Linked DNA regions of Homo sapiens: region 1 is linked to region 2. Evidence: read pairs that join two places in POLR2A ChIA-PET (ENCODE). Cell type or tissue: HepG2. All regions are shown on one strand. Links, peaks and the distances in the headings refer to the core of each region. The heading gives the core; the rest is flanking DNA.

Region 1 (4,377 bases), core at 283-4,282, 54 kb after region 2:
GGCGTGGCTGTGGGCGTGGGGGCTGTGTTGTTCATCTGTGCTTGGCGGAGCGCCACACAAATGTACAAGTGCCTGCCTTTGAAAAGACCGTCCTGGAAAAACGTCCGACTCCAATGTACCCTTTGGTTTTGCTGAAGGTGAATTAGACCAATAAACCTTCTCGTCTAAAATGTCATCAGGCAGAAAGGAAAAATAAACAGACTCTGCCTGCTCCCTGCCTGGGAGGGTTCCCTACCCCATGGCTTCTGGTGGCTTTGGCCAGTGGGGAGCCAGACGGGAGGATAGAGTGAGGGAGGGGAGGGGTGTCAGGAGGGTCCCTGGTTAGCTGTGCCCCTCCTGGGTGGTCCGCAGCCCTCTCCTGTGGCTTCTGACCATGACCCCTTCTTTCTGGGCTCCAATCTGCCCTTTCCCTTGATGCTCTAGGACTAAGGGCCATCGCAGCTCCGCTGGCACTGCCTCCAGCCCTGGGTCCCACACCGCCTCTCATGGATGCCCCATGCCCTGCCCAGCCCTTTGTAAATAACCCTTCCAGGGCTGGTCCCACTGGAGCACCCCATCTGCTTCCTGTGGGGACCCTGACTGCTCCACCAGCCTGGCAGCTCCCAGGCCCTGTACACTGGTGGGTGGGGGAAGGGTCCCCGCAGGTTGCACGTGGAGGCAGTGCAGGAGGCCACTCTGACAGGCAACACCCGGGAGATCATGCTCAGATCTAAAATGCAGGTGGCCCACACCTCAGAGACACAGCCACTCTGGAGGGCGGGGGACAGAGAACGAGACTGAAGAGAGGAGGGTGGGCAGCAGCGGCATGGCCCGCACCAATGCTTCCACCCTCTCCAGACTGCTGTATGCTGAATTTTTTCAAGTATGTTTTCTTCATCATCCCCAAAAATGCAAAAACCAAAACCAGCGAGGTGGTGTGGCAGGTAAATGGAGCGTGCTGGGGCAAGGACACAGCTGGGCGGGGCAGGGGGGATGACCGTCTGCATCAGCCAAGGCAGGCAGGGACGCGTGTGCAGGGGGGTTCCCTCGGCAGTGTCACCCACCACCCTCAAGATCACCCTTGCAGCCCCAGCCCTGAGCCCCTCTCAACTGGTCATGGCCCTGGACACCCCTCATCGTCCAGCCCCAACGCCTCCTCCTCCTGGGGGTCCCCTCCCACCCTGAGCCTGTCGTCTTCCCCAAAACCTTCCCTGGTGGCCCAAGGTCACCCCCAAGGTGGCTGCTGGAGGACAGGACCAGAGGTGACATTGGAGACAAAGTGGAGGCCCAGAGAGCAGAGGAACCAGCCCCCAGAAGATTGTCTTCCTGACCTCAAGCTGGCCCCCGCCACCCCTCCAGGCCCCCACACTGCTCCCAACCTGACTGGTCCTGCCCCCAGCTCAGGTGCACTCCAGAGGAGGCCTCTGCACCTGGGTTTGTCAGAGCTGCCACTCGGAGACTAAGTCACGGAGCAGCAGTACTGTCTCCTTCTCGGGCTGGTGCTCATAATCTCTGCTAACACATCCTAGTGTGTGGCCCCGTCAGACCTCCTAATGGACGCCTGAAGACACAGTAAAAACTGGTTGGTTTCCTCCATCAAATAACCTCAGGCAAGAGAGAGAAGTATCTGGCGCTCGCAGGAAAGGCCTAATCCCACACGGGAGGCTGTGCTCAGGCACCGCTGACAGGACCCGGCCCTAGACACGGAAGCCATGGATCCCGGTAATCCACCGTCCTCTGTGTATCTTCTTACATGAGGCCCCTCTCCTCCGGGACAGTGCAGGTGGCGTCCTGCACGGGGACTTTGCTCCTCTGAGCTCCCGGAAAGGGGCGGCCACAGGCGGGCCCCAGTGAACACTCACTGTGTTCAGAGCCAGGGCGGAGTGTGGACAGAGGTGGCCACAGTGGCGTCCTGGCTGCGAGTCCCTCTGCAACTGCAGACACACTGTTGCTTCTGCCATAGGCAGATGATGATTCTGGAGTGTTGAGCACTGATGGGGAGACCAAGGCTGACTCGACCTCCCCCTGCCTACCCCCTCCCCAGCAACAAACGTTCATCTCTGGACTTGGTCTTCTGATACGTGCAGGAAGGAAAATGCGCCACCTATGCCCTATGCTTCCCTGACGATGGGGCACCGTCTCCAGGGTCCCCTGTGGCCCAGCCCTTGGGAGGCACCACCCCAGGGGGCATTGAGCTCTGGTGTCCAGCCCCAGCTGGCTGGAAGGGCACAACAGGAAGGGTCACCAGGTCAGAGTAGGCAGCGCCAGGCAGCAGGACGCAACGGCCACCCGTGCAGCTCACCCAGGTGAACGCGCTTCACACTGGCTAGCACTGCCCCACACAGCCACAGGACGGCACCGTATCAAGAAAAGACTCGGTCTTTGAAATGGACAATGGCAGCAAATAAATCCGCGTCTGTGAGGGCTACCCTCTTCCTCTTGCTCAGCCCTGAGCCCCTCACCCCACCAGCCCCTGCACCTCTGTCAAGCACATGGTTCTCCAAACATCAGCCAAGCCCCACTAGGGGTGACATCCAATGTGCGGCAGCCCAGACCCTGCCCAGACACCTGCCAGCCTTCTCTCAATATCCCCCCAAACCCCGAGCAAGCACTCAGCTCCCAAACCTCACCAGCACCTCCCATCTGCCCTCCTCCCAAATGAGGCTCAAGCTCCACCTGCCCTGGGTTGGCACTGATGGGACAGAGGACAAAAACTATGGTCTCTGTGCAGGTGACCACTACTTGGAGTCTGTGTGGCACGCCTGGGAGATGATGGGATATTCAAGGCAGATGGGAGGGGCGGGCCAGGGAGGTGGAGGGACGCCGGTGGCCAGCATGGAAAGGAGAGTGAAAGCCAGTGGAGGCGACACTACGACCTCAGGCCCAGTGGCTGGACCCCAACTGCTGGTGAGTCGCAGCCAGGCACAGTGGCTGTGAAAGAAGGAAGATGCTCTCTCCATAGAAGGACTGGGTCGATTCTCCTGGAGGACAGAGGAGCCCTCGTCTGCCAACCAAGCTTAGGCCCCAGCCTTGTGAAGTCCGGGAAGCGGGGCACAGCGGGGGTGGCCAGGCTCCAGGAGGAGCCGGTAAGACCCACGCAGACCCACGAGCAAGCGGGGGCACACCCTGGAGCTTCCCAAGAAGAGAAAAGGGATTTGCAAAATCACAGCCGTGGAAAGCACAGCATTTTGATGCAAAAAACAATGTGTTTCCTTACAAGCCAACGAACAGCAAAATAAAGTGAAACCAAAACCACCCAGCCTTCACGGCACTTCCTTGAAGAGTGTTCTGGCTCGCCAGTTACATCCAGGTACAGTGGACGATTTTGGCTACAGAGCCGTGTATGAACAGCCCAGAATTTCAGCCACTAGTAGACTCTGGCCAAGGTGGCTGCAAATGAATAAGCCCTTTCTGTGTCCCTCCCCCAGCGCAGGAGATCTCCGGGGTCCCTGTGTACCCCCCGACCCAGAGCTCTGGGTGGGACTATGACCCCAGCACAGGGCTCAGGTGTATTTACACAGACCCTCCACAAATGTGCATTTCCTAAACCATTTTTTCCAATAGCACATTTAAAAAAAAATTCAGAGCACAAATGTCTCAAGACAGAAAATCTACCAGGGCACCTTTTTTCCTTCCTTTTTTTTTTAGATGGAATTTCGCTCTGTTACCCAGGCTGGAATACAGTGGCACGATCTCGGCTCACTGTAACTTCTGCCTCCCAGGCTCAAGTGACTCTCCTGCCTCAGCCTCCTGAGTAGCTGGGATTACAGGCACCCGCCACCACGCCCGGCTAATTTTTTAATTTTTGTATTTTTGGTAGAGACAGGGTTTCGCCACGTTGGCCAAGCTGGTCTCGAGCTCCTGACCTCAGGTAATCCACCTGCCTTGGCCTCTCAAAGTGCTGGGATTACAGGCGTGAGCCACTGCGCCTCGCCCCAGGGCACCTTCTCGAGCCGCCCTGGGGCCAGGGGGAAGTGGTGGGGCCCATCTTACCTTGTTGTAGTACTGCACCTGCACAGAGTGCCACCGCCCGTCACTCACACCACTGGGAACCTTCGGTGCCACGGTCGTTGTTGTCTCGCCTGCATGGTGGGAGGGAGACCCAGAGAGAAAACAGGGGTTGGCGGGGCCTACTGGGGACCGAGGATTGCGCTGTGAGGCATCAGGGGGAGACAGGTGCACATGGCCACGTCCTCCCTCCCCTCCCCACGGCACCATGGTGGGAGGCGCCCACCACTCCATCCATTTTCTTTTCTGGTTACAAAAGTAATTCTTGTTCCTCTTTTCTGGTTTTGTTTGTTTTGAGATGGAGTCTTGCTCTGTCGCCCAGGCTGGAGTGCAGTGGCGTGATCTCAGCTCACTGCCACCTCCGCCTCCTGGGTTCAAGAGATTCTCCTG
Region 2 (4,377 bases), core at 255-4,254:
GACTCCTCCTTCCTGCCTGCTCCATAACCGGTTGGTCCTGTCCCTCCTTTCTCCCCGTGCCCAGTGCCCTGGCTTCAGTTCTGGGTCTCCACCCCACCTCCCAGGCCTGCGCATTATCAGACTGCTCTGATCTTCTGCCCGTCGTCCACCTGCTGCCAGGCTCTTTTTTTTTTTTTTTTTTTTTTGAGACAGGGTCTCACTCTATTGTCCAGGCCAGAGTGCAGTGGCACCATCTCAGCTCACTGCAACCTCTGCCTCCCGGGTTCAAGCGATTCTCATGTTTCAGCCTCCCAAGTAGCTGGGATTACAGGTGCGTACCACTATGCCCAGCTAATCTTTGTATTTTTAGTAAAGACAGGGTTTCACCATGTTGGCCAGGTTGGCCTCGAACTCCTTGACCTCAAGTGATCTGCCTGCCTCGGCCTCCTAAAGTGCTGGGATTACAGGCATGAACCAACGTGCCCAGCCTAATTGTTTCTCATAACGTGCCTGTAGACTATTTTAGATTTTTTCTATGAGATCCTTCATGTTACCTAATAATGACAGCTTTGTTTCTTCCTTTCTGATCTCTATGCTTTTGTTTTCCTTATTCATTGCACTGGCAAGGCCACCCTGCACCACAGTGGTGAACGTGAGTGGGTTCCTGATGTTACAGGGGATGCCTCCAGTATCTTCCCATTGTTATTTATTGCAACTGCAGGTTTTCTGTAGATGTCTTCATTAGATTAAAGTTTCCCCTAGTCCTAGTCTGTTCAAAGGTTTTTCTTTCTTTCTAATCATTAATGAGCATAACATTTATCAAAATTCTTTTGTACATTCATTTCTGAGAAAAATAATATTTTTCCCTTAAATGTACTGGTGAGGTAAATGGCATTCATAGATTTTTAAAATGTTAAACCATCCTTGCATTCCTAAGATAAACCCAACCTGGCCGTGGTTTTTATACTGCAATGCAAATTCTCTAACGGTGAGAGGACTATTTAGTCTTTCTACATCTTAAATCATTTTGTTTTGTTTTGAGACAGTCTCGCTCTATTGCCCAGGCTGGAGTGCAGTGGCTCCATCTCTGCTCACTGCAACCTCTGCCTCCCAGGCTCAAGCAATTCTCCTGCCTCAGCCTCCTGAGTAGCTGGGATTACAGGTGCCCGGCACCACGCCCAGCTAATTTTTGTATTTTTAGTAGAGATTGGGTTTTACCATGTTGGCAAGGCTGGTCTTCCTGACCTCAAGTGATCTGCCTGCCTCAGCCTCCCAAAGGGATCCTGGTGGGATTACACGCATGAGCCACTGCCCTTAAATCACTTTTGACAAGAGTTGTATTTTCCTGGGGATGTACACAAGAATCACTTGAACCTGGGAGGTGGAAGTTGCAGTGAGCTGAGATTGTGCCATCTCACTCCAGCCTGGATTGACAGAGCGAGACTCTCAAAAAAAAAAAAAAAGAAAGAAAGAAAGAAAGGGCCCCCCATCTCCCAATAGAGTCAAAGTGCTTGGGCCTGCCAGTGAATCCCACATCTCCACCCACAGCCTGTGACCAGGCACGTTCCTGAAAGGGCATCTGTGAAGCAGAGGTGGGGGTGGTGAGGAGGAGCTAGCCAGGGTGCTTGGAGTGGCCAGGACAGGACTATGGTAGCTGCTCCAAGCTGCGGCCCAGACAGTGGGGAGGGGAGCAGAGTGGCCATACCGGGTTTTCCGTCTGGTTGATCCCAATCACGAACACCAGCTGAGAGAGGAAGAGCGCCACGGCGAGGTGCTTGTGAATGCTGTGCAGGTTGGAGCGCAGCATGCGGACCAGGCTCAGGAGGACGAAGGCCACCAGCAGGGCTGCCAGTGACAAGGACACAGCGGCATAGGTGACAATCTTCAGAGGCAGGACCTCCCCGTTCTATGGGCAGGAGGGTTAAAGGCAGGAGAGAAGGTAAGGGCCGAGGCTCAGATCTGGTCATTGCATAACAGAGATAAATTACACACTTGCTTATGAAACGATCAAGGCTGGCAGGATCAGGCTGGGCTGGGGAGGCCGAGTGCTCATGGCTCTGGGCCTGGAACTGCCCCTCCTGAGGCTCCTTCAATGCCCTGGGCCCTGGGCATCCCTGGGGCCTGCGGCAGCACGCCAGGCTCCCTCCACTGGCTTGGGGGCCGTTCAGAGACCTCTGGCTTTGGGGCGCCCAGGCCATGGGAGCCTCGGACTCTCACTCCAGCCTCCTTTCTTCTGCCTCAATTTCAGCTTCCTTGGCCCACATGTCACCTGGCATCCTGGCCATGAGACAAGCCCCAACCCCGCCCACATATGAACAAACTCCACTAATCACTGACCCCGTCTCCAGGCTGGGTCCTGCTGGGGAGTGACATTTGCCCATGAGACAGGGGCAGAGGCGGGTCAGCTTCACCTGCATATTGCACAAGAGGCCGCTGCCCTCCTCCAGCCCCGCCTGAGGGCTGACTCACCCTTCCAAGAATGTGACAGAAACCAGGGCCACTTCACATCAAAAAGCCCTCGGAAAGGACAGTGGCCTGGGCCCTTGAGCCACAGTGCAACCCCGGGGAGGGGCCGGGGGAGGCTACCCAGGCCCCTGGTTCTGACTCCTAGACCCCAGGGTCCCACACAGGCCATGGCCAGGCTGGCTCCCACCTCCCTCCTGTCTGGATAACGGGAGGCCAGGACAGCGCTCGGGCCATTCCCCAATTCATCTGCAGCCCACAATGGCCGGCTCACATTCCCAGGCCGCTTAAAATGCCAGAGGTTAAACATTAGCCGCCCAGCCTTTTGTCCTGCTGCCCTGCGTGTGGCCCCGAGGGAGAGCGCCCAGCAGCTGTCACCTCCCTTAGGATCAAAGCAGGTGGGGAGCGGCACCGTCCAACAGACCCGCACTGAAGTGAGGGGCAGGTTCCGAGAGCTCCTCGGAGCCTGAGCTTTGGGTCTGCCATTCCGGGGTTTAATACATAACCAGGGCTCTCTGAAAACCCTTATAATGGGGCTTTGTTATGGAAATCCTCAGACTCTGGCCAATCCTCGAATATGTGTTTTAATCGGTTGATTTGTTTTGTTCCAAGCACTTAGAATGGAAGATTTAGTTTGAGGAGGGGACAGATTTGGGGGCAGGCTCAGCAGGTTTGAGGACGGGCAGGTTTGGCGGGGAGGTGCAGGTTTGGGGGGGAGGGGCAGGTTTGGCGGTAGGCCCAGAGGGCACAGTGGCCACGGGAGGATGCCCACCTCACGCCTGGAGATATCCATGAGCACCGCAAAGCTGGCTGTGTGGCTGCACTGGCAGGCGACATGTGTCCGGTTCCTGGACAGGAGCTCGCAGCCCCGGGCAGACCACCCTCCCGTCCCACCAACGCTGCGGAGAGGACAGAGAAGGGGCAGGGGTAAGACGGTTCCCTCTGCCCATGAGTCTGTAAAGGGCAGCCTTTGCCCAGCCCTGGGGGCTCCCAGGCCATCCTGGCCAAACCAAACAGCAGGTGCCGTGAGTGCTGAAAGCCCAGCGCCCTCGCAGGCTGCTCCCCACCGTGTTCCTCACCAGCCCCCTACACCGAAGACAAGAGCCACCTGGCTGTAAGAAGAGCAGCCTCACTGCCGCGGAGGCAGGACCATGGGAACAGTCTCCCTTCCCTTCTGTGTCTGGTCAGGGCCTCCAAGGAGCACCCTCTGAAGTTCAAGTTCTACGTGCCATCTAGCAGCAAAACTCAAATGGGGCTGTCTCGCGTCCGCCCCGCTGCTGGAACCACTGCCCGGGGTTCACACAGCTGCGATGCGGTCCCGTCTCCTTCTGAGGGCAGACGCTCTCAGAAAGGACATCTCACCTTCCTCTGACACTTTCATCTTCAGATTGCACAATGTTTTATGGGAACTGCCCAGAAGCCAGGGCCCCATTATGACTCCCGTTTTACTGATGGGAAGCCCCAAATAACAAGGTGTTATAAGGTGTGTCTCAGCTTCAGACAGGGCCCTGCCCTCGCAGACTCTGGGAAAAATCACATAACCTCTCAGATCCTTACTTTGCTAATCTGTAAAATGGGATGTTAGCATTAATATGTTTGGCACAAACTTTACAATCTGGGAATAATAAGTGCAACATAAAGCAGAGAGCAGGTCATTAGAGCTGGAGCTAATTGCCAGGACGCAGATGAATGCCCAAGACAGACAGCCGGGCCTGACGTCCGTCGTGGTGGAATGGGTTCCTTTCTTCTCTCTTTTATAAGCCAAGCGCCTACTACATTCCAGGTGCCATGCTGGTTGCTTATTAACTAGAACTTGGAAAGCACAGAAGCAGGAGAAGAATGAGGCTGGGCTAACCGGGCTCGCTCACCATAGCGCCACCCCCAGCACAGCCCCCACTCACGGCTCCTCACTGTGCCCAGGGCAACTGTGATGGG

Evidence for each region. Peaks named below come from ENCODE experiments on the same cell type or tissue, not always from the same donor. Only the 100,000 strongest peaks of a DNase experiment are listed, where the experiment ranks them.
Region 1: POLR2A ChIA-PET joins it to region 2 with 10 read pairs; 3 of 35 experiments call an interaction of 5 or more read pairs at or near these places.

The regions. Positions count from the first base shown.
Region 1 is chr22:46,429,421-46,433,797 of GRCh38, forward strand. CELSR1 (cadherin EGF LAG seven-pass G-type receptor 1) reads right to left here. Exons shown (of 35, transcript NM_001378328.1): 5 at 3,973-4,061. Among named protein-coding and RNA genes, the nearest start is that of TRMU, 96 kb to the left of the region's middle. RefSeq lists enhancers at 3,149-3,198, 3,769-3,888. In HepG2, for the core only: no CTCF peak of the experiment used is centred there; a DNase peak (open chromatin) is centred at 1,791; H3K4me3 peaks cover 1,047 bases.
Region 2 is chr22:46,375,377-46,379,753 of GRCh38, forward strand. It overlaps CELSR1 (cadherin EGF LAG seven-pass G-type receptor 1), which reads right to left. Exons shown (of 35, transcript NM_001378328.1): 23 at 3,215-3,341; 24 at 1,685-1,885. Among named protein-coding and RNA genes, the nearest start is that of TRMU, 42 kb to the left of the region's middle. RefSeq lists enhancers at 1,606-2,805, 2,256-2,550 and a silencer at 2,256-2,550. In HepG2, for the core only: no CTCF peak of the experiment used is centred there; DNase peaks (open chromatin) are centred at 2,405, 2,805 and 4,245; H3K4me3 peaks cover 1,750 bases.